Regions from separate parts of the Mus musculus genome. Here region 2 is linked to region 1. A link is a loop called in an ENCODE intact Hi-C map of the cell type or tissue named here. Cell type or tissue: left cerebral cortex. All regions are shown on one strand.

The links. A loop is a pair of places that touch in the nucleus more often than their neighbours do. Peaks named below come from ENCODE experiments on the same cell type or tissue, not always from the same donor. Only the 100,000 strongest peaks of a DNase experiment are listed, where the experiment ranks them.
Region 2: it touches region 1 in a loop (2.2-fold over the local background); 3 of 42 quality-filtered maps call a loop at or near these places.

What each region holds. Positions count from the first base shown.
Region 1 is chr1:78,905,042-78,913,041 of GRCm38, forward strand. The region is part of intron 3 of Gm29536 (predicted gene 29536); the gene reads right to left. Among named protein-coding and RNA genes, the nearest start is that of Kcne4, 92 kb to the left of the region's middle. In left cerebral cortex, no CTCF peak of the experiment used is centred here; a DNase peak (open chromatin) is centred at 3,133.
Region 2 is chr1:78,968,663-78,976,662 of GRCm38, forward strand. All of the region lies in intron 2 of Gm29536 (predicted gene 29536), which reads right to left. Among named protein-coding and RNA genes, the nearest start is that of Kcne4, 160 kb to the left of the region's middle. In left cerebral cortex, no CTCF peak of the experiment used is centred here; a DNase peak (open chromatin) is centred at 3,658.

The sequences.
Region 1 (8,000 bases):
CAAAGATCTACAGGCAGTTAAGATGCCAAGAGCTGGAGAAATAGCCTTCTCTAGGGAAGAGCACACTAACTGATTATCCAACACCAAGTGGTCAGCCCTGAAAACATGTACATGCACATAATATTAAATAGACTGGGTTATAGTTATGTATTTAAGAATGTGTACACACACACAAAACACACACACACACACACACACACACACACACACACACACGCACATACAAGCACGAATGACATTTCGTCTCAAGAAGGAATAATTTATTGAAATTGAGATCAACTTTTTGGGAAGAATGTTCTGAGAATTTCAAATTAGTGATATGAAGTGAAGATGTTTTCATACATAATATGTAATAAGAAAGGGTTTATCAGTAATTATGTGATGTGTAGTCCTTCTTTGTGATTATGTCCAGTAAATATATTTATATATACTTCAAACATATACAAAATACTTCATCCTTCCTTTCCCTCTCTCCCCTCCTCTTCCCCTCCCTCTTCTCTTTTTCTCTTCACTCCCTTTCCCTCCTCTCTTCTTCTATTTTCTCCCCATCCATTCCTTCCTCTTCTTCTCCATGTTTGTCCTCCCAGTCTTCTTTTTTATGGACTTCACATTTTTTGTCCCCACAACTTCTGTTTCTGGTGTTGCTTTCACTTATGTCAAGTGTTTCACCTCACCAGGAAATTGTTTTGTTTTATTATTATTTTTCAATGAAAATATAGTTGTGTAAACACTTTTGGGAATAACTTATTACTGAATGGAGTTTTGACTAGGAAGAAAATGTAAGCTTTACTGTGCAAAGAATGATAGCCCTGTAAAGTGTTACTGTTTAGAAATACATAGGGCTTCATATTGGGAAATAGATATCTTCTTAAGCTGCTTTCTGTGATGCTCAGGTTTTGCTTGTCAACTCCAAGGGCAAGTGTCTCTACAGAGCACAGTTAATTTGCTGCAGTGTCGTGATATTGAGTTTGGCTTGATGAACTGTTTGTTGTTTGGGATCAGGGAAATCCCCAGAAGGGCCTCCTTCAGGTCACTGGTTTCTTCAGTAGCTCTTGGTGATGACAAGGTTGGTGAAAAGGTTCTGTTGGAGTGGGGAGTGAAGTTCCTGGGAAATCCATTGCTTGGAGATGTTCCATGAGTCATTGGTGGAGTTCACAGGCTGATAGGAGAGCCAGATATGTTAGCCCGTTTCTCTTTACTGACACAAAACTTCCAAGAAAGGCAATTTAAAGATGGAAGGATTTAATTTGGTTTGCAATTTCTGAGGTTTCTTCTCGTGCAGGTAGGGCATGACAAAAGGCTCACTCATGGTTTCCGGGAAGAAGAGAAGGGGAGCAAGAGGGGAAGCAAGCCTTTCCCTTTCCCGTTTCAATCCATCTGTTCCCTCAGACTGTGGGATGTAACAGCTTACATTTGGGGGTAGGTCTTTTCCCCTTCATTAATTTCTGAAAATCCATTTGTAGAAAGTTCCAGAAGTATGCTCTACTAACCTCCTGGGCAACTCTCAGTTCAGTTAAGTACATGTTCTAACCATCATATCTGGGTTGCATATGACCGTACTTGCCTGGCCATTGAGGGATGGCTATATATTTCTAGAATATACCTCATTATAGAGCATCTGTATGTTATCCAAGCAAACATAAGAGGAACTATACCAACTCTAGTGGTTAATTTGGTGTACTTTGATATTTGGTCCAGTATTTTAGTTGTTTCTTCGTGGCTGTTGTTGATAAGATTAACATTTACGTTGGTTGATGCAGTGGTTAAACTTGGTTAGCAACTTGACAGGGTCTAGAATCACCCAGGAAACAAACTTCTGGGTGTGTTGGTGAGAGTATTTGTAGAGAGGGCTAATTGAGGTGAAAATACTCACTTTAGCTGTGGGCCACACAATTCTATGGGCTGATAGAGTAAAAGATGGAGCGGGGCAGAGCTCTGTCTGTTTCTCAGATGCAAAGGCAGTGTGGACTGGGTGCTTCAGGATCCTGCCTTCGTAACTCCTCTGTGATAGTGGACTTTCCTTGTGATCATCACCACCCACGATCTGTGAGTCCCAATAAACCCCTCCTTCCTTAAGTTTTGTTTGTTTGTTTGTTTGGATTTGGTCAGGAGTTTTGTCATAGCAATGAGGAAAACAATTGGTAACAATGGTCTATAAGCAGAGCGAACTGCGGTCCAGAAGGTAGTGGCTTATCTAACAGGCTCTCCGCCTTGAAAAATCAGAAAGGCCAGTTTACCAGAGATGTTCTCTGGCAGGGGACCTTTGAACTTTATCAATGATGTCAGTTTTGCCTAGTTCTACTGCAGCTGTCTTTATACTTGAATGCCGGTGTGTGTTTCTGCGTGTCTGTATATTTATTGGAATCCATGTATACATGTGTGTGCAGGCAGGATCTGAAGACCAAGGAGGCCAGGAGAAGTCAGTGCATCTCTTGGGGCTGTAGCTGCAGGCGTGCCCACCCTGGGGCTGGGATCTGAACGCCGGTCCTCATGACAGCATGGAAAGCATTAACTGCTGAGCCATCTCTCTGGCCCTTAAGATAGGATTTAAAATACAATAAAAAATTTAAAAATTCCTATTCCTTTGCTAGCTTTTAAAAATTAAAATGTTCAATGACCCTGAAAACAAAACAAAAAATAAATCAAACAAACAAACAAACAAAATCTGTGTGGCTCTTAGATCCATGCTTAAGGTTGGAAACTGTTAGAGACTCTTCTGTGTAATCTTGGGCTACATACAATTCTATCCTGGGTTCTGTCAGGGTGCCAGGAAAGTATCAACCAGTATTTCAAAATGTTAGAAGTTGTTCTGAGTTTTTAGTAGACTAGAGGCAAAGACTCTGTGTAAAATGAGAAAAGAGAAAAAAATATGCGCTTGCCTCTCCAGCTCAGTTAGATCCAATGTGATCAACTATAATTCATGAGCTACTGCATGTTTTATGACTTCCCACAATTATTCAAAAAGACTCCAAAGTTTTCATTTCCTTCTGATAAAGGCAGGCTATACAGTCAGCAATTGGACAACAAAGAGGTTTTTCTCTTTTTCTCAAATGTCAATGAAGTAGGAGCTGTGGCAGTCAGGAAGAGGGGTAGGAGGAGCCAACACAGAGTCTGCTCTGCACAGTAAACACCGGGGATAATCAGATTAAAGTGCATTTGAGAAGTTGGCCTCTGCTGCTTAGCCAGGCAAGACGATGTTTGTGTAAGCTACCGGGGCAAGAATTCCATTTCTCTTACATAACAGGGTTAGGCATTTTATAGTCCCACATCCAAATAAACAAGGACTCAGGCACTTGTCATTCTCTTCAGCTTTTATATGCTAGGTTGTTTGCGTGTGTGTGCGTGTGTGTGTGTGTGTGTAGTGGGGTGTCTCCTCAATTGCTTCTCCACCTAATAATCTGAGATGGGGTCTCTTCTTGAACTGGGATCTTGTGGTTAGACTGGCTAGCCAGTGAGCTCTAGAGATCCTCCTGTCTCTACCCTTCTCCATGCTCACTTTAAAAGACTGATACTCCTGTATTTGCTAGGCCCCGGCATAGTCTCACAAGAGACAGCTATATCTGGGTCCTTTCAGCAAAATTTTGCTAGTGTGTGCAATGGTGTCAGCGTTTGGAAGCTGATTATGGGATGGATCCCTGCATATGGCAATCACTAGATGGTCCATCTTTTTGTCACAGCTCCAAATTTTGTCTCTGTAACTCCCGGATGATCACAGTCAGCTATTGGATGGGTCACACGGTCCCCAATGCAGGAGCTAGAGATATTACCCAAGGAGCTAAAGGGAACTGCAACCCTATAGGTGGAACAACAATATGAACTAACCAGTACCCCAGAGCTCTTGTCTCTAGCTGCATATGCATCAAAAGATGGCCTAGTTGGCCATCACTGCAAAGAGAGGCCCATTGGACTTGCCAACTTTAGATGCCCCAGTACAGGGGAACGCCATGGCCAAAAAGGGGGAGTGGGTGGGTAGGGGGTTGGGGGGGTGGATGTGGGGGACCTTTGGGATAGCATTGAAAATGTAAATGAGGAAAATACCTAATAAAAAAATTAAAAAAAAAAAAGACTGATACTCCATGTGGCAATCAAAACTCAGGTTCTCAGGTTTGCATAGCAATCGCCTGACCCACTGAGCTGTCCCCCATCTTGATATACTCAGTGGCCTTCATCAATATGGTGACATGTCAAGTTTTTTTCATAAGAAGAAAAAGCACCCTTGCATTTTATGCATACTGCGTGCCTGGATTTTGGAAGTCAGCTTGGCTCTTGGCTGTGGGGCTTGCCTTTTCTCATTTTGAGGCAGCGAATGCCTAAGCACTGGGAAGCCATGGAGATGCAGAGGCCAGGCTGTCAGGGAATGTGCTGGGAGAGCGAAAGCTCATCAGCCAAGCTTCTGATAGCAGTACCCACTGAGCTTGACTGCTGGCATCGTAAGCACAAACGTCAGGCCTGGGAGCTTTGGGGACAGCATCCTTGACATGGATTACTTTAGGGACCAGCCTGGAGAAAACAGAAGCATTTAAGTCAAAAGGGCCTGCTTGGCTATCCCAAGTCCAAATTCCAATTCCTCAATAGCTGCTGAAGATTCTGAGAGCTGGGAGGGAATGGTCAGCCCTTTTAGACTTAGCTGGTACTGGCAAGACAGAAGCATGGGAAATATAGCTTGATTGTTAGAACCTCTGAATGGGGAGAAGGAAAGCATGGTTGAAGGAAAGGGAGATTAAGAATTGCTATAGGAAACTTCTAGTGAGCATATTGCTTAAACGCCCCCGTCATTTTTTTTTTCACCCGAATGTCTCAATAATCAGACAAACACGGGCAGCAGAATTATCAATGTTGCTATGATAGATCCTCAAGCTTATAAATGTTATTCAATTTGTTAGGGTTCACATATTAAAACGCGGAGTCAACATTTCCGTCTGAGTCCTGACTCTGGCATTTTTGGGATGTTTCTGTTTCTGCGGCAGGAGTAAGAGGCACAGGATAGACGGGGGTGGGGGTTGGGGGTGTTCTCACACAGCTTTCAGGGGCAGGTTTGGGAGTAAGGGGATGGAAGACACAGTGTGGTGCAACTCGTGGAATGGGGCTCAGTGGTAAAACTGCCTAAGGAAGGAGGAGGAGAAGGAAAGGGAGAGAGGGGGAAGGGCTAAGAGATCATAGGAAGAAAAATGTGAGAGGCGGCGACAGCTTTAAGCGCAGGTGGTGAGCAAAATGAACCTATAATACATCATAACTCTTGTATAACGGGACAAACTAGAGCAGGGTTTTTATGTCACCATAAGAGCTGTGATTACAAGTTCATGGCATTCCATTCATCTGCAGGAGCTATTGGCAGTTAATGGCTATGACAGGGTGGAGAATGGCATTTTCTTCAGTGGTGTAGATATCTGGAAGATGCGCATGCATATGACAATACTCCTTTACCTATGCTACTGTGACTAAACCCAATACAACCATGAAAAACGTGAAAGGATAAGGGAACTAATTGGAAAGAGGAAGCGGGCAGTGGGCCTGGGATGGGGACAAAGAGGATCATGAGAAATGAATCTGATGAAAGCATATTACATGTGCATGTGAAACTGTCACAATGAAACACATTATGTATAATTAATACATAACAAATACTCTATATTAATACTACACAATAATGTGACACATTATGTATAATATAAAATATATAATTGATATAATTAATAAAACACAAAATGTATAATTAATATAATTAATATATTATGTATAATATAATTAATATTGCTAATAAAAAGCAAGCTGAGATTTCCCTTGCCTTTGCCATTTTCCCTTTGTGTTTGGGGATTTCTTGTGATACTGTATACAAAAGCAGGAGGTTTTGCCAAGAGCCAGCATAGCCTGGAATGATTTGAAGCAGGATACAGTGTTGAACATAGAGGTAGCTTTAAAGACTGATAGTTTTTGGACTTCTGGCTCTCTATACTGACTGCTTGCTGATAACATCTAAAACATCCTAAAAGCTTTCTGCTTATTCTATGGTTAAAAAACTTGAGCGACTAACACCTGCTGCTTAGCAGCTGGGAATTAAGTAAACTATGTATTGTTATCACTCCTTTCTCTGTCCAGGCAGCTGGAAGCCTCTCTGGCTAGACTGGTTAACTCTTTGTGAATTAGAGAGGAAGGAAAGGAAAATAATTAAGATGCTTCATGCAAATATGCAAGACACATGCACTCATTCATATATATTTACATGTATATATCTCATACATTCCATAAGTATGTATGCATGCTTACATGCACACATCAACCTACACATATACATATAGACAAACAAGTATATACATTTGGATGGATGGATGGACAGATGGATATACATGCACACATCAACCTACAGCAACCTACACATATACATACAGACAAACAGGTATATACATTTGGATGGATGGACAGATGGATGGATGGATGGATGGATGGATAGATGGATGGATGGATGGGACAGAGCTCCCCAAGCCAAACCATTCAACCAACAATTTAATTTCTTTTCTCTGGCCTCTTAAATACCTTCTTAGACAAAAAGTTCTTTAGTAAATTACTTCAGAGAGAAATGCTAATTAAGATGGGAGTTACAGAAGGATGCTGATATTAAGTACACAGCAGTATTTCATTCTATATGCACATTAAAAGTTCAAAGCTACAGTTTTTACATTTTGACTCATCATAGTGCATATCTGTGGCTATACCCTTGAACCTAAATTTATTTCCTTGAACCTAAATTTGCCCCAAGTCTATTTCTTCTTTTTAGTGTAATTATGAAATCTCATTGTATTTCTTACTATGCAGCCTTTACTTACTATTATGAAGAATGGGCACATTCTATTCTTGATTCGATTTGTTATGTCTTTCTAGAAAAGCAACTAAAACCAACTCTTAAAATTTTCTTCCTAAAATTATTTGAATCAAATCAGGAATTCTATAGAATCATTAATTCACCTAAACATCATTAATTCATAAAGTTTATCTTTATGTTGATCTGCAGGAAGTCTGATCAATAGGGTGGGCTAATGCCCAGGATTATTATATTAATTAAATGATGACAGGAAAGTCATATCAGCTGCAAGAAGCAATCTTGAGATGAAGTCTCTTTGGAACCCTTCCATCAAGTCCACCCATCATATACCATGCAAAAACAGTGGGCCACCTCTAGGAAGGTCACCTTCTAGCTTTAGTCTATCCTAGATAGTTCTAATAGGGTTTTATTGTTTGCAAGAGTTGGAAATGTAATTGAGGAAAATATGTAATAAAAATATTAAAAATTAAAAAAAAAGAGTTGTTGTAGCAGTGTGTCACAGGTTGGATGACTTAAGTGTCAAAAATTTATTTTCTCACAATTCTGGAGATTAGGAGAAAATACCTGTGGGCAAGTCTGTGGAGGCATTTTATTGGTTAATGTTTGATGTGGCAGGTACTAGCCTACTGTAGGCAGTGCCACTCCTGGGCAGGTGGTTCTGGGTTGGTATAAGAAAACAAACTGAGAAGGCTGCAGGGAGCAAGCCAATCAGCAGGGTTCCTTCATAGTCTCTATTTTAGTTCCTGCCTCCAGGTTCTGCCTGAGATTCAGCCCTGACTTCCTTCAGGGATGGACTGTTACACAGACGTGAAAAGCTAGATAAAGTCTTTCCTCTCTACACTAGATTGGTTCTGATCATGGCATTTATCACAGAACTTGAAAGCAAAGCAGACATCCATCAGGAAAATATAATAATTATAGATAGATATGCATCTAACAATAGGTTTTGAATATATAGGCATACTAAGAGGAAAATACCAGGCACAGTAACAGGAAAAACAGATGATTCAACAATACTAATCGGAAGTTTCAAATATACTACTTTCTATTTTATTATTAATTAATTATTTTATTTATTTATATCCCAAATGTTGCCCTCTTCCAGGTCCTCACTCCCAGAGTTCTTCTCCCAAGTCCCCTTCCCTGGGACATTAAGTCTCTAAGATTAGGTGCATCCTTTTCC
Region 2 (8,000 bases), 64 kb after region 1:
ATCATCTCAAGTGAGTGTGTGCCTGGCTCTGTCAGAACTTAATGTTTTAAAGTGGAGCTAAAAGCCTGATATTCATCTTCAATTTATGGATTTTGTTAATACTAATAATTAATTGTATTAAAAAGCAATTTTGGGGCTAAACTATTTAAGATTTCTAATTTGAAGCCAATGTCCCTTATAATTTCTATTTCATTAAAGCCTTGGTATGCTAATTGCAAGTAATTATTTTTCCATTGCCTTAATGTCTTCTGTCACAGACCTCACTCTATAATATGCTGCTACCTTGTTTTTGTAAAAGGATAAATAATTTATACCTAATCTGCAAAAAATGTATTTTTTCAAGCAGTATTTTATATTCATATAGCTTCATGATCTGAGCTGCCTTGACGTTTCTCCTGTAGGAAAATTAGAGACGATTGAGTCCTTTTCAGTTGTGTTGAATGTAGAATGGTCTGTGGAACTACATGGAGATGGCTTGATATCATGGTGTGAGTCTTTGAGTTCTCCTGGCTCATCTTGTTCTGAACTCACTGTTCCAGGGAAAGGCATTTCATTGAATTTCTCCTACTCTGTGACAGGTTACCTTTATTGCAGGAATGCCTTAAGTATGGGAAGCCATGGTGAGGAAGAGGGAGGAAACATGCTGTGGTGGTTTGAATATATTTGTCCCGTGGCACTATTAGAAGGTGTGGCCTTATTAGAGAAGGTTAATTAACCCTTGTTAAAGGAAATGTCTGCCGCTGTGGAGGGAAACCTTTGAGGTCTCATATCAATGCTCAAGTCCAGCCAGTGTGATTCAGTCACTACTCCTATTACCAGCTTCCATATTAGTTAGGATTTCATTGCTGTAAGCGATCACCAAGACAACTTAAACAGAGAAAACATTTAATAGGGATTGTCTTAGTTTCAGAGGTTCAGTCCATTATCATCATGGCGTGAAGCATGGCAACCTGCAGCCAGATATGGTGCTGGGGCAGCCAAGAGCTCTACATCTTGATCTGAAGGTAGCCAGAAGGAGGCAGTGTTCTGCAGGCAGCCGGGTGGAAAGTCTGGATCACACTGGCCAGGCTGGAGCACAAATATCCAAGGTCTTAAAGCCCCGCCTCCACAATGGCCCACTTCCTTTAACACGGCTACACCACTAACAGTGCCACTTCCCATGGGCCAAGCATATTCAAACCACCATACATTCTTTTCTGAATGCTTCTTAGAGGATCCAATATATCCTCTAGAAAGAGTTATGAGTAGACTTAAGTCTTCTCTGGGTATTCAGGAGGCCTGATGATTTCTGTTTCTTCTAGATTGTAACCCTCAAGCACCATGAGTCCAGTATTTCATCAAATCTGCCCCTAATGCCTGTTCCTTCTCCACCCATCCCTCTGACAGATTTCTTCATTACTTACTTAAATATTTACACACTGGGTAATATTCTCTAGTTCTAAAAGTTTTATTCTAACTAGAATATCTGTCATTCATACACTCAGCCACTTCCCTGTAACAAGTGACCAGCATGACTTGCCAAAGGATTATCTACATGTACTCTGTCCTTGAACCAGTTTCTTTATGAAAAGCACAGTGCTGTTTAAAAATTAAACTTTGGTTACATCACTCAATTTCTTCCTTGCTGTCTTATAAGGTTCATGATCCAAATCCTTATCACCTCTACCTGCCACTTATTTCTCCCTTACCCCTGCATTCTCACCATATTGGCTTCTCTCAGTTTTTCAAGGTTTCATGATTTCTGCCACCATCAATTAATTGTTTCCTATAATTCTATAGTCCGGGGACATTGGAAGCTACCATATCTCTGCCCTTGAATGAACAAACTCTTTTACAATTCAACTCAAATGCCACTTCTTTAGGGGAAGTTCCTACCCATAGAGTGGATCAGATCTCTTTAAATAATGATATTGGTGGTAGTGATGATTATGCTATTAATAATTATCAAAATTTATTGATTGCAAGTGATGGTCTGGATCTCTTTTAAGAACTCCAGTTTAATCTCCAGAACATTTTGTGATTTTGTATTCTGATTTCCTAGATGAGGAAACCCAGACAAGGGAAGTGAACTAGCCTGTCCAAGAGTCCATAGCAACTTTGGTGACACACTGTTATTGTAATATGAAGGCTTCCTTCATAATACCTATTATAATTTATGATTGTATCACTAAGTTTGTAATCCTTTAAACACCAAATGCATAGCTTAACGTTGGACTTTAGATGATGACAATCAGGGTTTTTGGGTGCAAGTGTGTCTGATTACCATGGAGTTTAGTACTCTCTGCTTGGCGGATAGAAAATATTCAATAATGGAATGTTTTTTTTTTCAATTAGATGACTATAAGAAGTAAGTTACCACATCAAATTTGTTGAATTCTAAAAGAATTTGCAATGAACAAGAAAGAATACTAACCTAGAAAACAAATAACACCACTAAAACATGAGTTATTATAAAGTCTCTCTGAAGAAGCACGTACCTTAATTTAACACTGAATCACCAACAAGGCAGCATACAGTAGCTGATATGAGGTCACTGACACATGTAACAGAGAACTGCTGGGTCTGGCCTCAGTGAGAGAAGATGTACCCAACCCTCGAGAGACTTGAGGCTCCAGGAAGTGGGGAGGTCTGGTGGGATGAAGGTGAGGGGGTGGGGACATCCTCTTGGAGATAGAGGAGGAGGAATGGGATGAGGAACTGTCAGAAGGTAGACTGGGATGGGAATAGTGACTGGACTATAAAAAACAATTTAATAATAATATCTAAAAGAAGATTTTTAAGGAACAATCATAAAAGGTGACAGTAAATTATTTCCAAAACCACAGAAGGCTTTGCACTTAGTTTCAGCAAAAATATCCTATAAATGAATTCTGACCCACTAGACTTGGGCCTTGTGCCTATCCTGGAAAACTGCTTTATACCACATCATAGGACTCCCTTAATTAGCTAAGGCTGTTTGTGCCCATCAATAATGGAAGGGGAGTGTGTCTGGTCACCAGATTATAGGAGGTTGATAGCAGACATATTAAGATAACAATAAATAAGAGATACCATGTAGTCATATATGCTAGACTGGCCCTGTTATTAGGGGCTGATGTGTTGATGCTAACATAGAAAGGGCTTATATATATATATATATTCACATACAGGATATATAGATATATATAATCTCTCTGAAGAACTCATGTTTTAGTGGTGTTATTTGTTTTCTAGGTTGGTATCCTTTCTTGTTCATTGCAGATTCATATATATGTGTACACATGTATATATATGCATATATACATATATGGATATGTATATCTTGCTTATAATTTGATTTCTCATGGACTCTGCTCCAAGATAATACATTATTTACTCTGGATTGTTTAACAATTATATTTATAGTACTAACATCTTGGCATTTGTATGCCTATGATATATGTATATATGCACACTCGTGTCTCAGTGCTGGGATCTCAGGTATGAATCGTATGCTCAGTTTATACAGTGCTGGAGATTGAACCCAGTGTTTTACACACGCCAACAAGCTTACCCACGGAGGATAACCCCAGTCTTCTACAGTCTTGACAAATCTTTTATTTCCTTCTGAGACCTACTTGGATGGTTGTGTTGCCTGATTTCCTCAAAGACTCCTCTGTTGTGCTGCTTTGTGGAAGCAAAGTCTCATTAAAATTGAACGAAGTTCACACAGCTTCCTGTTGCTGAACGGGCAGCTTCAGCAAGGCAGTGGTGAAGGTGAATTGGAGTTCCTGCTGGCTGAACTAAAAGTCTGACCTCTACTTAAAATGCAAGTTTATACAAACAAGCTGAGAAGTAACACAGTTTTAACAGTGGCTTCTCTCTCTCTTTCTCTCTCTCTCTCTCTCTCCTTCTCTCTCTCTCTCTCTGTCTCTGTCTGTCTCTGTCTGTCTGTCTCTGTCTCTGTCTCTGTCTCTGTCTGTCTATCTGTCTGTATGTCTCTCTCTCTCTCTGTCTCTCTCCCTTCCCTTCCCCTCTCCCTCCCCCCTCTTTCTGCTAGGCAATGTCTTTAGTTTTTGTTGTTGTTGTTGATAATTTTTTTATTAGGTATTTAGCTCATTTACATTTCCAATGCTATACCAAAAGTCCCCCATACCCACCCACCCCCACTCCCCTACCCACCCACTCCCCCTTTTTGGCCCTGGCGTTCCCCTGTACTGGGGCATATAAATTTTGCGTGTCCAATGGGCCTCTCTTTCCAGTGATGGCCGACTAGGCCATCTTTTGATACATATGCAGCTAGAGTCAAGAGTTCCGGGGTACTGGTTAGTTCATAATGTTGTTCCACCTATAGGGTTGCAGATCCCTTTAGCTCCTTAGGTACTTTCTCTAGCTCCTTGATTGGGAGCCCTGTGATCCATCCAATAGCTGACTGTGAGCATCCACTTCTGTGTTTGCTAGGCCCCGGCATAGTCTCACAAGAGACAGCTACATCTGGGTCCTTTCGATAAAATCTTGCTAGTATATGCAATGGTGTCAGCGTTTGGATGCTGATTAAAAAGTCTACAGCTTATGATTTAGAAAGGAAATGGATGGTGGGCCCATCTGTGAAGACAGAGCCAGATAGGAGATCTGTCCAGGAAAATGGGAGAGCCAGACACATGGTATCTGAGCATGGGTAACTAGCCACTATTCACAAGGCAGAATGTAGATTTAAATAAATGGGTTGTCTTAAGTTATGATTTTAATCAGAGAAGAGCCTAGCTATATGGCCATGGTACTTGGAAATATATTCTGAGTCTGAGTCTTATTTCTGATACATGGGTTGTCTTAAGTTATGATTTTAATCAGAGAAGAGCCTAGCTATATGGCCACGGTACTTGGAAATATATTCTGAGTCTGAGTCTTATTTCTGAGAGCATGGGGCTGGGAGGAAGAACCAAGACCTAACTTTACACAGAGGATTCAAAATAAAATTGAAAAAAGAAGACACAAAAGGAGGGAAAGTGTTGTGGGGAATTCTGGGAGGATCTGAAGAGAGACAGTTGGAATATGTAAGATAAAGACATAGTGTATTGTTATGAAATTTTTATATAAAATATTTAGAAATAGTAAACTTAATAAGATAAATTACTAAACCAAAATAAAAGGCAGATTTTTGAAAAATTACATGACAGTAAAAAATATAGATAGTTAAAATTAGCAGTGTGTAAAAGAGAGAGCTCAGGGGCTGGAGAGATGGGTCAATGGCTAAGAGCACTGACTGCTCTTCCAAAGGTCCTGAGTTCAATTCCCAGCAATGAAATGGTGGATCACAACCATCTGTAATGAGATATGATGCCCTCTTCTGGTGTGTCTGAATTCAGCTATAGTGTACTCATATAAATAAAATAAAATAAATCGTAGGGAGAGAGAGAGAGAGAGAGAGAGAGAGAGAGAGAGAGAGAGCGAGCTCAGAGGAGTCCAGGTACCAGAAGTTCTGCTTTTGGATTCTTTGCATCAGTGAGCCTGATAAGATCCTAAGAAGGACCTATACTTCAACACAGATCCAAGGAAAACACTACTGACATCAATCCATTGAGTTTTAAGGTTTCTAACAGTAGAAAACTAAAACCACAAAAAGTTGTAATCAAAAGCTTGCTGCCAAATATTAACCTCCTTACAAACTCAAGCCATTTCACATGCTAGGCAAGCAATCTCCTCACTGAGCTATACCCCAGCTCTCCTCACTCTGGATTAATGAAAGTGGTATGTGTTCAATTAAAACCTGCTTTGTATGTTGAGTCTCCCACATTACTGATATGAGGCACTGGTAGTGTCAACTATGGCAGTCCCCAGTCAGCCAGTCACAAGAGGAAATAACCAAGACTCAATGAATTAAACTGCTAACATTTGGCAGGTTCATCATATTCAACGCCTTTTGAATTATGACATTTTCAGCTCACAACGGGTTTATTGGCACAGAACTCCATCTTAAGTTGACGCACATCTGTAGCTGTTTTGTTGTCTCATTTTTACGTAAGCACATTTTTTCCCTCATTACATAAGACACAGCTGAAATAACCATGTCTGAATAGTTCTGAGAGAAAGTGAACTGAAGAAAGAGTTGTATAACTTTGAAGAATGGTCTTCAGAGAAAGATGCATCACAAAGAGGCTGTAGATGCCAACAAGAATCACAGGATGGAAAATACAGACAGGATCGTGCTACAGTCCCTTTGGAGGAAATAGAACCTCACAGAGAAAAGCAGATTGTAGATCAATACATGTCTGAAATGGATGATGTCTGTCAGGCCTCAGGAAACGGGTGTCTGGGAAAATGATTTTTCTTCCTCTTTTTCCATGCATTTAATTTGCTGAGTATTTTTGGAATGTGATGTAGCTCACAAGACATTTAACTTTCGAGGAACAAAATGTCTCCAAAGCATGTCACATTTTCAACCCATCATCCTGCTCCCAGGCCCAGAAAGTATGAGACCAATACCCACTACAGGTTCCTAAAGACTGTAGCAATTTCCACAAAGGCTAACAACAAAATGGTTTTAGATTACATGTTCACTCATGATGCTGTACATTCTATGGGGTTATATAGATATCTAATGCAAAGTATTCATCATTGTAGTCAAGTGGGCAATAGTGATATGTTACTGCAGGCTTACCAACTCTAATGAAATTTAACACCATTTTTCTCTTTTTTAAATACTTTACATTATTGAGACATTAGAATGAGCAGCTTTGTGTATTTGCAAAGCAGAATATTTAAGTCAAATGAAATATACATTTTGATGGGTGTTTATTTGTGAATCCAATTTAGTCATCAAGAAAATGACAAAATTTACACTGTCTTTAAACGTGGAACTTAGCATCTATTTTTTATTTATCTGCTTATCTATTGGTTTACATTAGCTTACTTTAAAATTGTTTTGAGATTATGATATAATTATATTTTTTCCTTTCTTTTTCTCCCTCCAGACCTTTCCATGTACCCATCATTGCTCTTTTTCAAACTCATGGACTCTTTTTTTCATTACTTGTTATTGTGTGTGTGTATGTGTGTATACATATGTGTGTATTACCTATATATTCCTAAATATAACTTGCTCAGTCTGTATAATGTTAACCGTATGTTTGATTTAAGGGCTGAACATTTGGTAACTGGATAACCAATTGCTCTTCCCTGGGAAAAGACTATCTCTCCCACTCTCAGCATTCCTTGGTTGCCTGTAGTTTTTTGTGTAGGGCTGAGTCCTTGTGGGATTTTCCCCATCTACTTTGGCATGTCTGATATTCCCTCTCATGTTCATGACTCACCCTTTTTCTTTAACTGTTATTACTGCAAACATACACACACACATACATACATAAATATATAAATACAACACACTAAATTCATTTAGTGTTGTTTGTGTAAAAATGATTTCAGGGTTGACCACTTGGTATTGAATAACTGATTAGAGGGCTCATCTCTGGGGAAGAACAATTCTCCAGTTCTCATCATGTTATTTTAAAAACAATTTTTACGCAATCATACAAAACAATGTGTCTCGAAAAGGTTTATTTTTGTGTGTGGGTCTGTCCTTGTGCACGCATACATGCATATGTGTGTGTGTTGTGCGTTGGACAGGTCCCCATGGAGACTAAAATCAGATGTTGGATGCCTGGGAGTTGAAGTTATGGGCAGTTATGGTCCATCCAATGTTGGTGCTGGAATCCAAGCTCCAAGTCTTCTGATAGAGCAATAAATTCTCTTACCCACTGAGCTACCTCTCCAGTCCCAGTAATGGGTTTTACTAAGGCATTTTCATGCACAGGTGTTAGTATACATCCTTTGTCTTCCTCACTCTGACCCCTTTATGTCTTAGTGTTTATCTGACTCCTTTGTGCCCCTCCTCCTCCCCCTTTGCCTCCACTTCTGAGTCTGCTTCTTTCGCCACATCCCCTACATCTGAATTCACTTCCCTCATCAAGATCTGAGCCCTTCAGAGTTATCAGTGAGGCTTAAAATCAACTTGTCCCAACCTCCATTAATCATGATTTTCCTAA